Linked DNA regions of Homo sapiens: region 1 is linked to region 2. A link is an interaction called in ENCODE POLR2A ChIA-PET data of the cell type or tissue named here. Cell type or tissue: B cell. All regions are shown on one strand. Links, peaks and the distances in the headings refer to the core of each region. The heading gives the core; the rest is flanking DNA. Region 1 overlaps RIPOR2 (RHO family interacting cell polarization regulator 2). Region 2 overlaps GMNN (geminin DNA replication inhibitor).

What was found. ChIA-PET counts read pairs that join two places held together with the same protein. Peaks named below come from ENCODE experiments on the same cell type or tissue, not always from the same donor. Only the 100,000 strongest peaks of a DNase experiment are listed, where the experiment ranks them.
Region 1: POLR2A ChIA-PET joins it to region 2 with 7 read pairs; 4 of 35 experiments call an interaction of 5 or more read pairs at or near these places.

Annotation. Positions count from the first base shown.
Region 1 is chr6:24,836,084-24,847,768 of GRCh38, forward strand. It overlaps RIPOR2 (RHO family interacting cell polarization regulator 2), which reads right to left. Exons shown (of 22, transcript NM_001286445.3): 13 at 6,779-7,471; 14 at 3,008-3,189. Among named protein-coding and RNA genes, the nearest start is that of ARMH2, 43 kb to the left of the region's middle. In B cell, for the core only: no CTCF peak of the experiment used is centred there; no DNase peak of the experiment used is centred there; H3K27ac peaks cover 2,164 bases.
Region 2 is chr6:24,780,840-24,785,839 of GRCh38, forward strand. GMNN (geminin DNA replication inhibitor) reads left to right here. Exons shown (of 7, transcript NM_015895.5): 4 at 638-782; 5 at 3,248-3,330; 6 at 3,605-3,715; 7 at 4,799-5,000. The coding sequence ends at 4,960. Among named protein-coding and RNA genes, the nearest start is that of GMNN, 8.4 kb to the left of the region's middle. In B cell, for the core only: no CTCF peak of the experiment used is centred there; no DNase peak of the experiment used is centred there.

The DNA of each region.
Region 1 (11,685 bases), core at 58-5,057, 55 kb after region 2:
CAAAGTTCTTTCTCTACTTTTTAAGCCTAATGAACCACTTATGAAGTAGTTTCACCCAGAAGTCTTTGAAACATGCCCTCATTTTGAATGTGTTGCACTTTCCTGCTCTGTTGACAGGGTGATCTGCCAAATTTTCTGGAATTAAATTGTCCTCTATATTTGTGGTTTCCCAAAGGCAATACCATTAAGAAATAATCTGCCAAGGTTTTTTCCTGGCCTCAGATCAACTGCTACTTGAATAAAAGGAAAAAGGAAAGCTGCCAAGAAGAGAGACATGATGTTCTACTCTGGACAAAAGTTAAAAAGGGTGTTTGAATATTCAGAGGAATCGCTTAGTTCTGCCTCTGACGTTTTGTTTAAACCCCCTTGTTGAACTGTATGAAGTTATATCATGGTAGGCACCTACATTTAAAAAAATCTCTTGCATTGATTATCTAATTTTATTCATAAACTAAACCTGCGTACTAGGGAGGGTGGCAATAGTGGTCTTGTTTCACATGATTAGCAGAGATTTTGAGTGTCCTGGTTCACACAGCTAGACGGGACAGGGAAGATTTGGGCTTCTAGCCTCACACTCTCTGGTGTCCACAATTTAAAAAGATTAGCACCAGAGCTTAGAGGCTTTGAATGCTTTATTCTGATTCTGATTCACATTTGACTCCAAGGGGAAAACACTCAGTTTGTGTCTGGGCAGTCCACACATAGCAGCCAATACATATTTAAAATACACACACACACACACACACACTCTCTCTCTCTCTCTGTCTCTCTCTCTTCCCTAATACTTCTGATGACATATAATAAGATTGATCAAATTAGACATATTTAATATCAATGATGTATAACATTTATAAAACCTGTGCTTGTGATATTTTTTTGTTAAAATGTTTCTTATAGCAAGAAGAAAAAAAGTTTAGATTGATGCCTGACTTTGCTACATCCTGTAACAGCTTAAGGTAACAAGTATGCAGAAAAATTTTTGGATAAGAAGTATTTCACAAATTCTATCAAGCTAAAAAATATTAAGGCAGAACAATTTATTTTTATTATTTTTTTTGAGACGGAGTCTCGCACTGCCACCCAGGTTGGAGTGCAGTGGCTCGATCTCAACTCACTGCAACCTCCACCTCCCAGGTTCAAGCCATTCTCCCACCTCAGCCTCCTGAGTAACTAGGACTACAGGCGTACACCACCATGCCTGGCTAATTTTTGTATTTTTAGTAGAGACGGGGTTTCACCATGTTGATCAGGCTGGTCTCGAACTCTGACCTCAAGTGATTCACCCTCCAGCTTCCCAAAGTGCTGGGATTACAGGAGTGAGCCACCACTCCCGGCCTTATTTATTTATTTGAGAGAAGGTCTCGCTCTGTTGCCCAGGCTGGAGTGCTGTGGTACAATCTCAGCTCACCTTGACATCCTGGGTTCAAGCAATCCTCCCACCTCAGCCTCCCGCATAGCTGGGACTACAGGTGTGCACCACCACACCCAACTAACTTTTGTATTTTTAGTAGAGATGGCATTTTGCCATGTTTCCCAGGCTGGTCTTGAACTACTGAGTTCAAGCAGTCCTCTGGCCTTGGCTTCCCAAAGTGCTGGGATTATAGGCATGAGCCATCATGCCTGGCCAAATGTAGGATAATTTAAACATTACATTCATTTAATAAATTTTCTTTGCCATGTCCCCAGATTGCTTATGGGGTAAATTCAAGTTCTCATGTTTTTTTTTTTCCTGGTTTTATTTTGAAAAAGGAAACCCTTCAGGGACAACAACAAACAAAAACTAGCATCTTTCAGGGAGATTTGTGAAGGTTGAAATCATAGCTTGCTGTAACTTGAAAACCCATTTACGTCATATTGTGCCAAGGTAAAGATGAGCGGGCAATCCACCCCCATTTTGGGAAAGTGTGTTTTCTTTCACAGCAATTGATGGAGGTGGGTATGTTCCATTGTGCTTATTTTGCTTTATATGTAGTTATAAATTTGGACCCCAGGCTCTAGTTCTCAAAACATGATTTGGCTGCATGAGGACACCGGACGGTGAAGGTGACAATGTTTCACCTTCATCTGTTGCTTCCAGAGAAGGTCACATTCTCCACCTAGAGACATGCAGTACCAGTGGCAGTCATTGGTCATCCCCTCTTACATTCTACAAGAAATATGCACCATGGGACTTAAACTTGACTTGGATGCGTGCCTTGATGAACTCAATCTCTGGCAAAGACTCACTGGGTTGAAGGAAACATGAAGGGTTGGGAAAGGGAAGCACAACAAAACAAAGGCAGTGGAAGTAAAGTGCAAGCCAGGGAGAACCAGGCCCAAATTTGTCATCCAGTAAGAGTTCTTCAGAAATGTGTATACCTAGTTAATTTGGAATTAATTACATGGGGTCAAGTTGTAGACACTGAACCCTATAAGACACATGTGAGGGCTGGGCATAGTGGCTCACACCTGCAATCCCAGCACTTTGGGAGGCTGAGGCGGGTGGATCACCTGAGGTCAGGAGTTCAAGACCAGCTTGGCCAACATGGTGAAACCCCGTCTCTACTAAAAAAATACAAAAATTAGCCAGGTGTGGTGGCGGGTGCCTGTAGTCCCAGCTACTCCGGAAGCTGAGGCAGGAGAATCGCTTGAACCTGGGAGGTGGAGGTTGTGGTGAGCTGAGATCGCACCACTGCACTCCAGCCTGGGTGACAGAGCAAGACTACGTCTTAAAAAAAAATGTGTACACATGTACTTGTATAAAACACTCTCATACAAAATTTTCCTCTCTATTTATAAAGAGGAAATATAAAGATATTTATTTTCCCTTAAGCAACCCAAAAGAGGTGAATAATATTGACCCTTTTATTGCACTTGACAATAAAAAGGAACTGTAAGCCAACTGGTCACTCATGTGGAGAGTTTTATCTTCCTGGAAATGTGTACCAGGTCCCCTCTGACAGTAACAAAGAACTACTGTATCAGCTGTGACAGGAGAAATATAAGGAGACACTAACTTCAGACTTACCTGTGTTTCTCAGTCTCAGTGTCTGAAAATACTGAGTCAGCACCTCCGCCAACATTACAAACCTCATCACCATCCTCCTCCTCGTCAAAATCAGAGGTGTTCAGGAAATCAAAGCTTTCTAAAGCACTTTCAACTGTGAGACTTAAACTGGAAGACCTGCTGCGGCTTACTGCTGGCTTGCACTGTAAAGGCAGAAGGCACCAGGGAGAACATCAACATATCCGGAAAGAGAAACCAGACACACGATGCTCAATTGGAGATGCCACACTTTTTTTTTTGTTTCAAGTTTTTATTTTTTGTTAGCATTTAAAAAATGCATTTAAAAATCTTTATATCCAAAAAAGAAGTACAACCATGGATAAAATGGCACAATATCTGGGACTGGTTGCAGAAGAATCCAGAGGGAAGTCAGCAGGTTGAAGAATAGGAAACAAGATTGGCCATGAGTTGATCACTGAGGAGGTTGAGGGATGGGCACACTGGGATCCATTAGAGGATCTTCTCTACTTCTGTTTGAAATTTTTATAACAAAAAGTTGAAAAAAAACAAAAAAAACAAAAAACAAAACCATGTCAACCACAAAGCCTTGGGAAACAGAACTGCTATATCCCTCTGCCTAGTGCTCACCCCAAAATAAAATACCACAAGCAGACAAATTTTAAGTCAGTGAGTCAATGCTGAATACTGACCAATCTCTAATTCCAAGTGGCAATGTCTTCGGTGTTTTACAAAAGGCGCTAGCTATCTAAGGCATCTGCTCTAAAGGACTAACAAAACAAATCCCAGAAACAGGAAGTGGTTCAAATTCACCTAGCCCATGTTCCCTAGGTAAGAAGCCCTGCATCTTTTTTTTTTTTTTTTTTTTTTTTTTTTTTTTGAGACAAGGTCTTGCTCTGTCACTCAGGCTGGAGTGCAGTGGTGTGATCACAGCTCACTGCAGCCTCAATCTCCCGGGCTTAAGCAATCCTCTCACCTTAGCCTCCCAGGTAGCTGAGACCACAGGCATGTGCCACCACACCAGGCTAATTTTTTTCTTTTATTGCAGAGACAGGGTCTCCCTATGTTGACCATACCGGTCTTGAACTCTTGGGCTCCAGCAATCCTGGGCTTCCCAAAGTGTTGGGATTACAGGCATGAGCCACCGCACCTGCTCACAGCATATAATTTTTCCTCTGAGGACTGAGGAAAGAATGAATGCCTTGGGCATGACAAGAAGCAGCCCTGCTTCCTCTGGAGCTCTGCCTCAAAGGGAACAAGTCCCACCACTTCCCTGACCAGGCCCTGGCATCATGGGAGCAATCCCATTCTCTGGCCTGGAGCATTCTATAATGCTGGCCACATGCAGAAACATTACAAGCAAAACAATGCCAGTTGCTATGGGCACAGAGTTGGAGAGAAGTATTTCCAAATATTCAAGAGGATGCTGGGGTGGGTCGAATGGGACAAATTCTGCAAGTTAGAAGCACTAAATGTCCTCCATCCAGTTAGGTGACACTCCTTGCTGATTTCTTAGCGCAAGGTAGGAAGGGCCTTGCAGGGATCTGTCTCTGACACTCAAGATGGCACAAAAGCACATGGGAAAACGTCTTTCGGTCTTTTAAATCACAGTTGTCTCATTCACCCTCAGTGATCTCCGTCCAAGAGGCAGCACCATTTAGTTTCTGATCGTCAAGGTGTTTAGCATCCTAGGAATGTGAAGGAGGGAGAAAAGAGAAAGCTTTGTCCAGCTGATGCTTTAATTCTGGCTGGATACAAAGCCATTTGCCCCAGACCTAAACACACTCACTAGTGATGTTTTCAGCAGTCTCAGGGGGAGACAGGGAGTCGGTCTTGACTTCACCTACTTCTAGGGTCTTTTTTCCTAAGCAAGGTGTCTGCACAATTTTATCTTGTACAGTACAGATGTGTTTAAATATTGGTCATGACAAAGAAAGGGGCAGTTGAGGATTTTAGTAGCAGGACAATTTTGGAACAACAGCAGACTGAAATAATACTCTGGAAAGAAGTCTCTGATCACCAGTTTTTAATAATGCTTAGTGTTTCCTGTGGATTGAGCTACTTACCATCACCCTAGATGCCTGGAATGGGAGCTGCTATCACTACTGGATTTCTCTAAGGAATTCACTTTAGATGGCATCAATTTGTGTCTTAGCTCTTTGAAATGAATACCTTTTGCCCACAAAGCAAAGCTGGTCAACTTTGCAGAAAAGATAGGTGTTTAGTAGAATACCAGACAAGCAGCCTGCATATACAAGCCCTGAGCTGATGGTTTTGAACTGATATTTTACAGAAAGTAGATTCAGAGTGCCCTTCTGTTTCTCGGAGGCTATGCCATCAACTGAACTATCTGTCATGAGCATTTGAGGACCTGGAGAGTCAGGACCTGAATTATCATCTGCCTGGGGCACAAATCTCCTACAGAGTTAGGTCAGCAAGACTGAGTAGAGAAGGATAAGATGGTCAAAAAGCCTTGGAAATGTAGTTTCAGATGCCACTGGGCAGGCTACATATAAAAACAATCACCATATTTTTTTTTTTTTTTTTTGAGACAGGGTCTCACTTTTTCACCCAGGCTGGAGTGCAGTGACGTGATCTCGGCTCACTACAACCTCTGCCTCCTTGGCTCAAGCGATTCTTCCACCTCAGCCTCCCTAGTAGTTGGGACTACAGGTGTGTGCCACCATGCCCAGCTAATTTTTGTATTTTTTGTAGAGATGGGATTTCATCATGTTGCCCGGTCTGGTCTCTAACTCCTGGGCTCAAGTCATCTGCCCGCCTTGGCCTTCCAACATGCTGGGATTACAGGTGTGAGCCACCATGCCCAGCCAGGAAAACAGTCTTAGAAAGGGATGCAACAGCTTTCTGTGGGTTGGTTCTCGGCTTGCCCCTGCAACCTTACTTTCAAGCCTTTTTACAGACCAGGTCCCCAAAGAACTGCTCTTTTAAGAAAAAGGATCTGAGTTCTCTTTTCTTTTATATGACAATATAAATCAGAGCAGCAAAGAATACAAGAAGTAGCAGTGAGATTTGGGACAACAATTCAAATCTGTCTTCTTGTGCAGTGTTTTTTAAAAAATTAATCTGTATGCAGGTGGAGACAGATACATTCTGATGCAGCAATAATGATCTCATTATCAGGACCTCCCGCCTGCGAGGAAATCATCCTTCTCATCTTACCCTCCCACCTCCATCCTGGGCTGTCTGATCCCTATGGATTGAGGGTATCCCTGGAGAGTCTGTAGATCTCCCGCTCTAGAGTAGAATGGATGATTATTTTGCTGATGATTAATCTGAGATTCTGACTTGGTTATTTGGACCAATTGTGAGAGCAGGTAGTCTCCTCCAGCAGGCAGTGGCTCATGGCTCTCACAATGGGACGGATAACTCTGACTCCAACCAGGCAAAGGGCTCCCTGCTTTCCCGACCCCCTGAGAGGGATCCTATCCAGTAACGCCTGTGAGACTGTAATCATCAAAGTGCCTCTACTTCACATATGGGATTAAAATGATTAACTTGGGGACTGGGGGAATTTCAACATTCTCTAGAGCTCTTTGTTTAAATCCTAATCAATTTAGATAAGTTGATCTGTTGTTTGGAAAATAAAACTTAATATGCACTACTGGCATATTAGTGCCATTTAAAATGATGATGAGCTATTAATCCTGTGATTGGACAGGATTTTTTTTTTAAATGATACCTCATCTTAAATAGAATGTTGGCTTAGGACACCTCTCTCCAAACCTAATCCAATTTCTCTGAAAAGGTACTTACTTTTAGAATATCATCCAAATTCATGACTTCTTGGTTCAGATCCTGAAACTCTTTATACTGCTCTTTATGTGGTTCTAATGCAAGTAAAAGCCCATTAAAAGCATCCTCTAAGCTTCCATCTAGAAAGGATCTGCAGCCTTCAGATTCTCCACCAACAGAACCCTCAGAGAGCAGCCTGTCTGTGGCCATTGGCACCTCTGCAGATGTGAGCCTCTTGACCAGCTGCTTTGTGATGTTTCCTTCCGAAGTGTCCAGTTCCACAGGCTTGAGCTCAGAGGCCTCCTCAGACTCTTGCAGAAGTGCTTCTGCAACATCATTCTCAAGGAACAGGTGCTCAGCCCCAGCACCTGAGGACTGTCGGCGGCAAGCCTCAGATGGGGCCGAGGCAGGTTTTCTGGGCTCCTCTGGGTCTTCCTCCTTCAGGTGTGACTTTGGCTCTTGGCCTTCTCCCAGGGAGTTCCTGGAAGATGCTGAGCTGGTGTCATCCATACCCTCATTCTGGGAGGCCAAGCTGCTGAGGTTAAACTCCGCAGGGGTGATGGTAATTTCTGGATTTGTTGAGTTGGAAGGGGAGCCTGTTGAGTGGGAGGTGAGGGCGCAGTCCCCGTTGGGCAGGTCACTGAAGCTGAGCGACAGTGGCATTTTCTCCTCGGCTGCCTTTCCATTTTCAAAGATGTCATCAGGTAGATTTGACTATAGATAAAAGATACCTCATTATTATTTTCAATACAAATGATGCATTTGGCTTGGCATGGTTTATTTCCAGACAGAATATAAGGCAATTACAATGAAAAAACCCAGAACTTTCAGAATGTTAGCATTTTATTTGTTGATGCCGTGTGTGTGTGTGTGTGTGTGTGTGTGTGTGTGTGTGTGTGTGTGTATCTGGCAAAAGAAAACAGACCATCAAGGACTGTTTCTATTGTTGAATCTAGGTGAAAGTTCATGGCAATAGTTTCAAGGTTTGACATTTTTCAAAAGAAAAGGTTGCATGGGGGGAGGGGGCTTGTTTTCTGAATTCCAAGAGCTCATAATATTTGGCAGCCATAGTTATGAATAACATTACCAATTTCTTTTTCTATTTAGGCATCTATCTTAAAAAACTTTCCAACATCCATGCAATTTAGTTCCAAAGTTGTGATGTTTTGTTCTGCTTCAATTCTCAAAAATTATTTTTTTGAAAATCTCTGCCCACAAATCCCAAGCTCTGGAAAATGTTTTATTAATTTAGTAACCACACCATAAATAATTCAAGGCCAGCCATACATTTGCATAGCTTCTCTAGAAATAAAAGGAAAAGACTAATAAATGGAACATCAATCTTGCAGGAGGCAAACCCCAGGGCTCTCAGGCTGCCTAGAAACACCAAGTCATCTGTCAAGCAGACCTGGGTGGTGTCACAGGTACGCCCTGTGCTTCATGAAGCAGAACTCTGAAGAGAGAGGCCAGAAATATCCAGGTAACCAAGATCATTCATTTATTCAGGCATTTCTATTTTGAAGTCAGCTCTCTTGTGCTGTGGTCTGTGTATAATGCCTAAATGCCAAATGCTGCTCTGTGGAAAGGGCTTTTGAGTTACTGAGATTAACCCCTTCAAAATGGTTAATTTTTCTTTTTTTTTTTTTTGAGACAGAGTTTCCCTTTTGTTGCCCAGGCTGGAGGGCAATGGTGCGATCTCAGCTCACTGCAACCTCGGCCTCCTGAGTTCAAGTGATTCTCCTGCCTCAGCCTCCCAAGTAGCTAGGATTACAGGCATGCGCCACCACGCCCCCAGCTAATTTTTGTATTTTCTTTGTAGTGAGACAGGATTTCGCCATGTTGGTCAGGGTGGTCTCAAACTCCTGACCTCAGGTGATCCGCCTGCCTCAGCCTCCCAAAGTGCTGGGATTACAGGCGTGAGCCACCGCGCCTGGCCCAAAATGGTTAATTTTTCTTAGATCCCAGATTCAGTTTTTAAAGTAAATAAATGGTAAGTATCATGCTAATAATTGTTTTAATTATATAGAAACTGACAAATTCTCAAAATTTGCTGGGAATAAGCCCGGCAAATAAAAACATTACAGCAAATGCAGTGAAGAGCAGAAGGGAAGACAAAGGCTCCCCTTCCTCCTCCAGCTGGGTCCCTGGTCCCATTGCTGCTGTATCTGAGGCCACTAGATCCCGACACATGCAGTTCGTTGCACCCAAACTGTCCGTTGTAGCATGGTTGGAAGGTGACTTACTTTAACCACAGGACGAGTGAAATGATGTGTCACTGGACACTTGAGTAACCTCTACAAGCTCTGTCTCTTTACCTCCCAAACTGAGGATGTTTTACTCTATTAGTGATTATTGAACTGTGGTCCACAATGTTGTTGGTGTGGTGGGCTCTGGTGCTCCTCTTCCTCCCCTCCAAGCTTGTGTATTTCAGTTTCTTCCCTCCCGTATTTGCACCCCCCACCTCATATACACCTTATGTCTCTAGGAAAGATAAAAGGAATCTTTTAGGGGAGGGATGAAGGATGCCTGGAGCCTTCTCCCTAGACCTCATCCATGGGGGTTCCTTAGGCTTCTAGAACCCATGGGCCCTCCATGTGGTTCCACTCAGCTTTGTCTGATCTGTGCACACATCTCATGGCAGCACAGAGGGAGGTGGGAGACACTGGGTATGGCAGGGAGATTGGGTAGTCAGGATTCTTATTCAAATTCCAAAGTCCTTCCCAGCCATTTGTCTTGAGACTCCAAGACTCAAGCTCAATTTCCACCTACTTAAGTGGCAAATATTGAGTGAGAATAAATTGAGATGCCCTGCCCAAGGGGACTTGCAGTCTACCAAGGGGACAAGTCTAACAACAAGCACACAACAGTACAATGGTGTACACGCTATAACTGAGGGATGACATCATGAGGGAAGGGCCCCAATGAGGGAGTGGCTGCTGCCTGTGAAAGAGCCAATCCTGGAGCTCAGTGTGGAAGATGGTGAAGTAGGGGGCAGGCACCGGAGGAAGTGCGTTCTAGAAGGAACAACATGCAAAGACATGAGCTCCTGAAAGGAGGTGGTGCATTTGGAGGACACTGAGAAGCTCCAAGGGGCCCCAGCAGAGGATAGAGAGTGAAAACGTGGGATGGGCTTGTGGTGGGCTGTGGCCAGATGGGAACAGCCGCTCTGAGGACCTTTGCATTTATCTAAAAGGTTTTATCAGGAAAGCCATCCAGTTGTTTTCTAACCTTGTTCTTATTTAAATTATGACGTGAAACCTCTACCAACTCTCGCCCACAACCCCCAACCTGTAGCACATGAACATATGAGCATGAATATACATGTTATGTTAACGGTTGCGTGTATAGCTGTGTTAGCTCTTTGTGTTTTGGTTCATGTTTTCATGTGTATTTCCCCCATACAATCTTCCCATTTTCCCTGAAAACTCCACCAGAGTTTAGCCTGGTCCTTTTCACCTGCCTTTTTTTTTTTTTTTTTTTTTTTGAGACAAGGTCTTGCTCTGTTGTCCAGACTGGACTGCAGTGGTGCAATCATAACTCACTGCAGCCTCAACCTCCTGGGCTTCAGTGATCTCCTGCTTCAGTCTCCTGGGTAGTTGGGACCACAAGTGTGTACCACCACAACAGGGTAATTTTTAAATTTTTTGTAGAGACGGGGTCTCACTTTGTTGCCCAGGCTGGTCTTGAACTCCTGGGCTCAAGCAATCCACCTGCCTTGGCCTCACAAGGTGCTGGGATTATAGGTGTGAGCTACCATGTTCAGCCTTCACCTGCATTTTTTAATTCAATGAAAACGATGCAATTATTATTATTATGAACCCAAAGACTTTTAATCCTTTCCTCTGTTGACACTCAAAGCTTCGTTTTATACATCTGTGAAGAGCAGGATGTTCCATGTATGTGTGTGTGCATGCATGTGTGTGTGTATCCTCTGGTGACATAATGTATAATATATAATACTTATTGTATTCCTGACTGTGAATTAAGGATATCTTTTTATCGAAGTGTTATAGAATTAACAAACATTATAATAAACTAAGACTGAGAACCTTTCAAATAGAAGTAGCTCTAGTAAAATTCATTGAAATCCTTTTGAGTTCCTTGAATGCCAATTTTTTGTTTGTTTGTTTTTGAGATGGAGTTTGCTGCTGCCCAGGCTGGAGTGCAATGGCACCATCTTGGCTAACTGCAACCTCTGCCTCCTGGGTTCAAGTGATCCTCTCACCTCAGCCTCCCAAGTAGCTGGGACTACATGCACATGCCTCCATTCCTGGCTAATTTTTGTATTTTTTAGTAGAGGCAGGGTTTGACCATGTTGGCCAGGCTGGTCTTGAATGCCTGAGCTCAAGCGATCCACCCACCTCAGCCTCCCAAAGTGCTGGGATTACAGGCGTGAGCCACCATGCTGGGCCGAATGCCAGTTTTTGAAAGGCTTAAACTTGTTTAAAATCTTGTTACCATGGATATCTTTGCCACAATGGAGAAAAATCACAGCACAAAAACAGGGATCATTAGAAGAGAAGGACAAACTGCGTCTCTATCAAAGTTACATGCACGACCAAGTGTCCCGCCCCAAGGACAGTACAGCTGTAACCATACCCAGTGAGCAAGACAGAGAAGATAAAACAAGAGACATGCTAAGTCACACATGCCACAAGCCCCAGAAGTCAAGCACTCCATACCCGGGCAGGCCACACTCACATAGAGCTCTAGCACGGCCTTGGGACTCGGCCTGAGGGAGGGCAGGTCACTGAAGGAGCGGCTGCGGTGCAGCTTGGCAAAGAAAGTGTCTTGCAAGGCACTCAAGACAGACAGCCGCCTGGGCTTGTCTGGGGAAGGATGCAGCCACCTCTTCAGAAGTGAAAGCAAGATGGGGGAGTTAGTGGGAAGAATCAGGTTACTACATTTTGTTAGCTTTTTAGCAAGCA
Region 2 (5,000 bases), core at 1-5,000:
TTTGGAAATAATTTGGGAATCACAATTATATATTTCCCAAAGAAGTGATTTTGGTTTTAATTGTTCAATTTAAGAAGTTCGTCGGGTGCAGTGGCTCACGCCTGTTATCCCAGCACTTAGGGAGGCCGAGGTGGGTGGATCGCCTGAGGTCAGGAGCTTGAGACAAGCCTGGCCAACGTGGTGAAACCCCATCTCTACTAAAAGTACAAAAAAATTAGCCGGGCGTGGTGGCACACACCTATAATCTCAGCTGCTTGGGAGGCTTGAGGCAGGAGAATCACTTAAACCTGGGAGGTGGAGGTTGCAGTGAGCCGAGGTCACACCACTGCACTCCAGCTTGGGTGACAGAGCGAGACTCTAAAATAAAAATAAAAATAAAAAATTTTTTAAAAAATAAATAAATAATTTCAGCTAAGCTCTTGACCCCAGTCTAATCCAAAATAATTGTTGCAAATAAAATTCCTAAAATGTTACTATATGTTTTGGTAGAATTTTTAATTGTATAACTTTTTTAAAGATCCAGAGATGTGAAAAAGTTAGATATGCGTACTCTTTTTTTAATACATAAATGAAAAACCACCTAATTTCTTGTTAATTAAATCAAAGTAAATACAGTTGATAAGTGTTTTCATTATAGCTGTCCGCAGGCTTGTCCAAAAGGAAACATCGGAATGACCACTTAACATCTACAACTTCCAGCCCTGGGGTTATTGTCCCAGAATCTAGTGAAAATAAAAATCTTGGAGGAGTCACCCAGGAGTCATTTGATCTTATGATTAAAGGTATGAAAAAATAGATAACTTTTGTCTTAATTTTAAATTATGATATAAGGAAAAATTTGTTAATACTATTATGAATTCTGCCAATTACTGTAATCTGGGGATAGTATAACAGCACTATAAATGTTTTTGTATGTGACCATTTGTTTGACAAGATCCATGTGTGGATGAAATGTTAGGAAAAGGAGGCCCAGTGCAGTGGCTCACACCTGTAATCCCAGTAGCTTAGGAGGTTGAAGCAGGAGGATGGCTTGAGTCTAGAAGTTTGAGACTAGCCTGGACAACACAGTGAGGCTCTCTCTGTATGAAAAAATTAGCTGAGCATGGTGGCTTGTGCCTGTATTCCCAGCTACTCAGGAGGCTGAGTCAGGAGGATCACTTGAGCCTAGGAGTTTGTGGCCGCAATAAGCTATGTATGATAGCACCACTGCACTCCAGCCTGGGATACAGGGCAAGACCCGGTCTCTGAAGGAAAAAAAAAGGGTAGGGGGAAAGGATAGTTATTAATATGACAGCTCTGATAATTGGATTGCCTTGTAGGGGTTTACAAGACTTGGAAATAGGCTTTTTAGAAGAAAAATGTTTAGATAATGAGTTCGAGGTATGAAAGGAATTTGAATATTCCAGGAGAGTATGGCATAAGGAAACCAATAAAAATATGGATGAAGAGTAAAGATGAATGAGAAGAATTATGCCTATAATAAGTACTAGTTTTTAATAGAATGGTAGTATACATCAGAAGAAGAAGCAACTGATGTTTTGTAAGCATTATGGAAGATTATTATTTCTGTATGAATTATGGGTCATTGAATGTTAAGTACTGATGATAAAATTGAGGCCTAGAGAAGTTAATTGACTTGCTGAAGGTCACAGTAACATTTGGACTCATTTTGAATTGCCTTGAAGACAGGAAGAAGAGAAATAGATGGTAGGATTTTTATTAGGCAAAATTAGGAAAGGTTGACTGGATAGAAATAAAGCAGCTCTTTAAAAATATTGTAGATTGAAGAGCAGGATTTGTGACACTCATATCTGATTAGGTTAAAAATTAAATCAAGGATTAGTTAAAATAAACTGCTAAAGTTAAATATCAAGACAAATAACTATATATCATGTTGGTAATATAACCACAGGTGGAACACATTATCCTTGTAACCCTCTGCGATACATGGTAAAAATTAAAATAACTGCGAAGAAATCCCAAACTTTATTACATTTGTTGTTTGAACTTTATTATATTTGTTGACAGTGGTATTAGTGTAATTTTGAAAAAAAAAAAAAAGTTGTGTATATTTTAGGACTGAGCAAATGAATAACATGTTGAAGTATTACATTTCCTAGCACTGCCCCTAAACAGGTAGAAACAAACTACACCTCTGTAGAAAGGAGCACACCGTGTATCCAGTTCTTGGTTTATAAACACTATTCTTCACTAAAGTTCCATGGAGAAATTGCTGATTCCAGGTCAGGGGCAGGGAAACTTTGGGTGATCATGGATTATCTTTTGACAGAAAATAAGGAAGTACTCAAAAACGGGTGGACATGTTGAAAGAACACATGTCATCTTGGAAGGATTCTCACAGACTACAGTTGGGAAAATTTGAGCATCAAAATGAATAACGTCAAGAATGGATTATAATACATTGAATAAAAAAGGATATATGAGTCTATACTGATAAATTTTCTTTTAAATTGGGGTAGGAAAAGTTTTTATTTACAGAATAATGCTAACTACTACTTGTAGAAGGAATTACATAAGTGAAAAAAAATTGGTTTTCCATCCACCGTAGAAGTAATAGATATAAGCCGGAAACATCAATCATCAATGGAATTAAACTTAGGTAAAAAGTTGTTGGAGGACAGGGTATTGACACAGTCTCAAATATTTTGCTCTACAGATCATTAGTTAATTACTAAGGGAAAAAGTTATCTTTACAAGGCAGAAATCTGATAGATAGCATCTTAATCAAATGATCAAATTTAACATCTCCAGTATCATGACAAATTGGCGTGTGCTTCTTGATGATATACTGAGGATACATACTTATATAGTATTCTTATACTATACTTATATAGTATTCCTGCCAAAAATGTTTAGTTTGAATCTAATCATGGAGACAGAAATAAAAAATTAAGGACAGTGTACAAAATAATTGATCTGGACTTTGTAAAAATGTCAGTGTTACATAAAAAGACACGACCTCACAAAACAAATGTATTGCAAAAATCTTTAATAATCTAGGTGGAAGATATATACGTATTGTACTTTTGTTGTAATTCTGAAGGATTGAAATCTTGGAAATGTTGGGGAAAATAGAATAATATTGATTTTATTTTTTAACTTTAATCTTTTAAAAATGAGTATTACTAAACAATATGGGGGTACTAAGATTGGAAATTTTTTTGAAACAAATTACTGGGTTTTGACAGTAATGATTTTTAAAGTTATATTTAAAATATTATTTTAGAAAATCCATCCTCTCAGTATTGGAAGGAAGTGGCAGAAAAACGGAGAAAGGCGCTGTATGAAGCACTTAAGGAAAATGAGAAAGTATGTATTGAGTATAATTTGTACCATTTTTAAAAATTCCAGGATTGTTTTGCTGCTTAGCATATTTTATTAGAGCAATATGGGCTAGCTTTAGTATTGGCTTAAGAAAAGTTTAAGTAAAAAGGCAGCTCTTGACAATTATACAAAATGAATCCCGTTGTGTTGAGAGTCAATTCTATGCTGCATGTCCTCCATGTTATATACTTGGAGGTATGTAATTTGATTTATAGCATAGCAAATCTATGGAATACTGAACTTTATTTATGTAATACAGCTTCATAAAGAAATTGAACAAAAGGACAATGAAATTGCCCGCCTGAAAAAGGAGAATAAAGAACTGGCAGAAGTAGCAGAACATGTACAGTATATGGCAGAGCTAATAGAGGTAGGTAATTTAATAGTTATCTGGTTCAAATTTATGTATTTTTCTATAAAGTTGAGGTAGTGTAGTGTGATCACTTTGAAGTGTTAGGGCTCTGGAATCAGATTTCCTGGATTTAAGACTTAACTTCCTTCCTAACACCATTAAGTTTGCTGGGTAGAGTGGGTTTATCCGGTCAGGGCTTCATCTTCCTCATCCACAAAATGAGAGTAATGATGCCTACCTTATAGACTTGTTATGAGAATTAAATGAGTTACAATAGATGGACAATTGCAAGGAGTACTTGCACAGAGTGAAAGTTCAGTAACTTAATTATTGTTATGAAGCAAAAGACCATATTTTTTGGTAGAGTTATTAAAAGGAATTATCCCTGGAAAATATGTATAGCAAATTATTTCATAGTTGACACATTTTAGATAGTTTTAATTTTAATACCAGCTTGACATTACTGTCATTTATAAAATTGATAATTTGTACAATAAATGAGTTTTGTGGTTTTATCTGACTTTAAAACATTTTGTAAGTAGCTAATATGTTTGTAAGAATTAGCCTGGTGTTGCTTTATCAGACTTGACCTTAAAAAGGTTTTAAGATTTATTTATTCATGTTTGCAAAAAGTTTTTCTTGCTGATAGGAAGAAAGTTTTTCAAATCAAAACTTCATGTAACTGAATTGTGACCTTTTACATTTGAGATCCATGATAGAATTAATATTTGAAGTTTTCATTTGGAGATACTGTGGTAGCTGTCTTAACTGCCTTAAAAGAATTAGTCCACAGCTGATTGGAAATGTAGAACACCTACTTGTCCTTGCAGCTGATTGGGGAAGTACCTGTTTATACTCTGAAATAATTTCAGTGCTTTTTAAAAAAAAAAGACAAATTATTAAACACTTTGACTTTGCTGACTATGATCTAGCATGGTAGAGACTTTGATATAATACTGTTTATAAATGAATTTATTGAGGGGCAAGATGAAAAAAATCTCATAGCTATATCAGTATGCTATACGGGTCAGCTATATCAGTATGCTGATCAGCTTAGGTTTTAACATTTTTACAATAAATTATTGGTTTATTCTTTAAAAGAGACTGAATGGTGAACCTCTGGATAATTTTGAATCACTGGATAATCAGGAATTTGATTCTGAAGAAGAAACTGTTGAGGATTCTCTAGTGGAAGACTCAGAAATTGGCACGTGTGCTGAAGGAACTGTATCTTCCTCTACGGATGCAAAGCCATGTATATGAAATGCATTAATATTTGACTGTTGAGAATTTTACTGCCGAA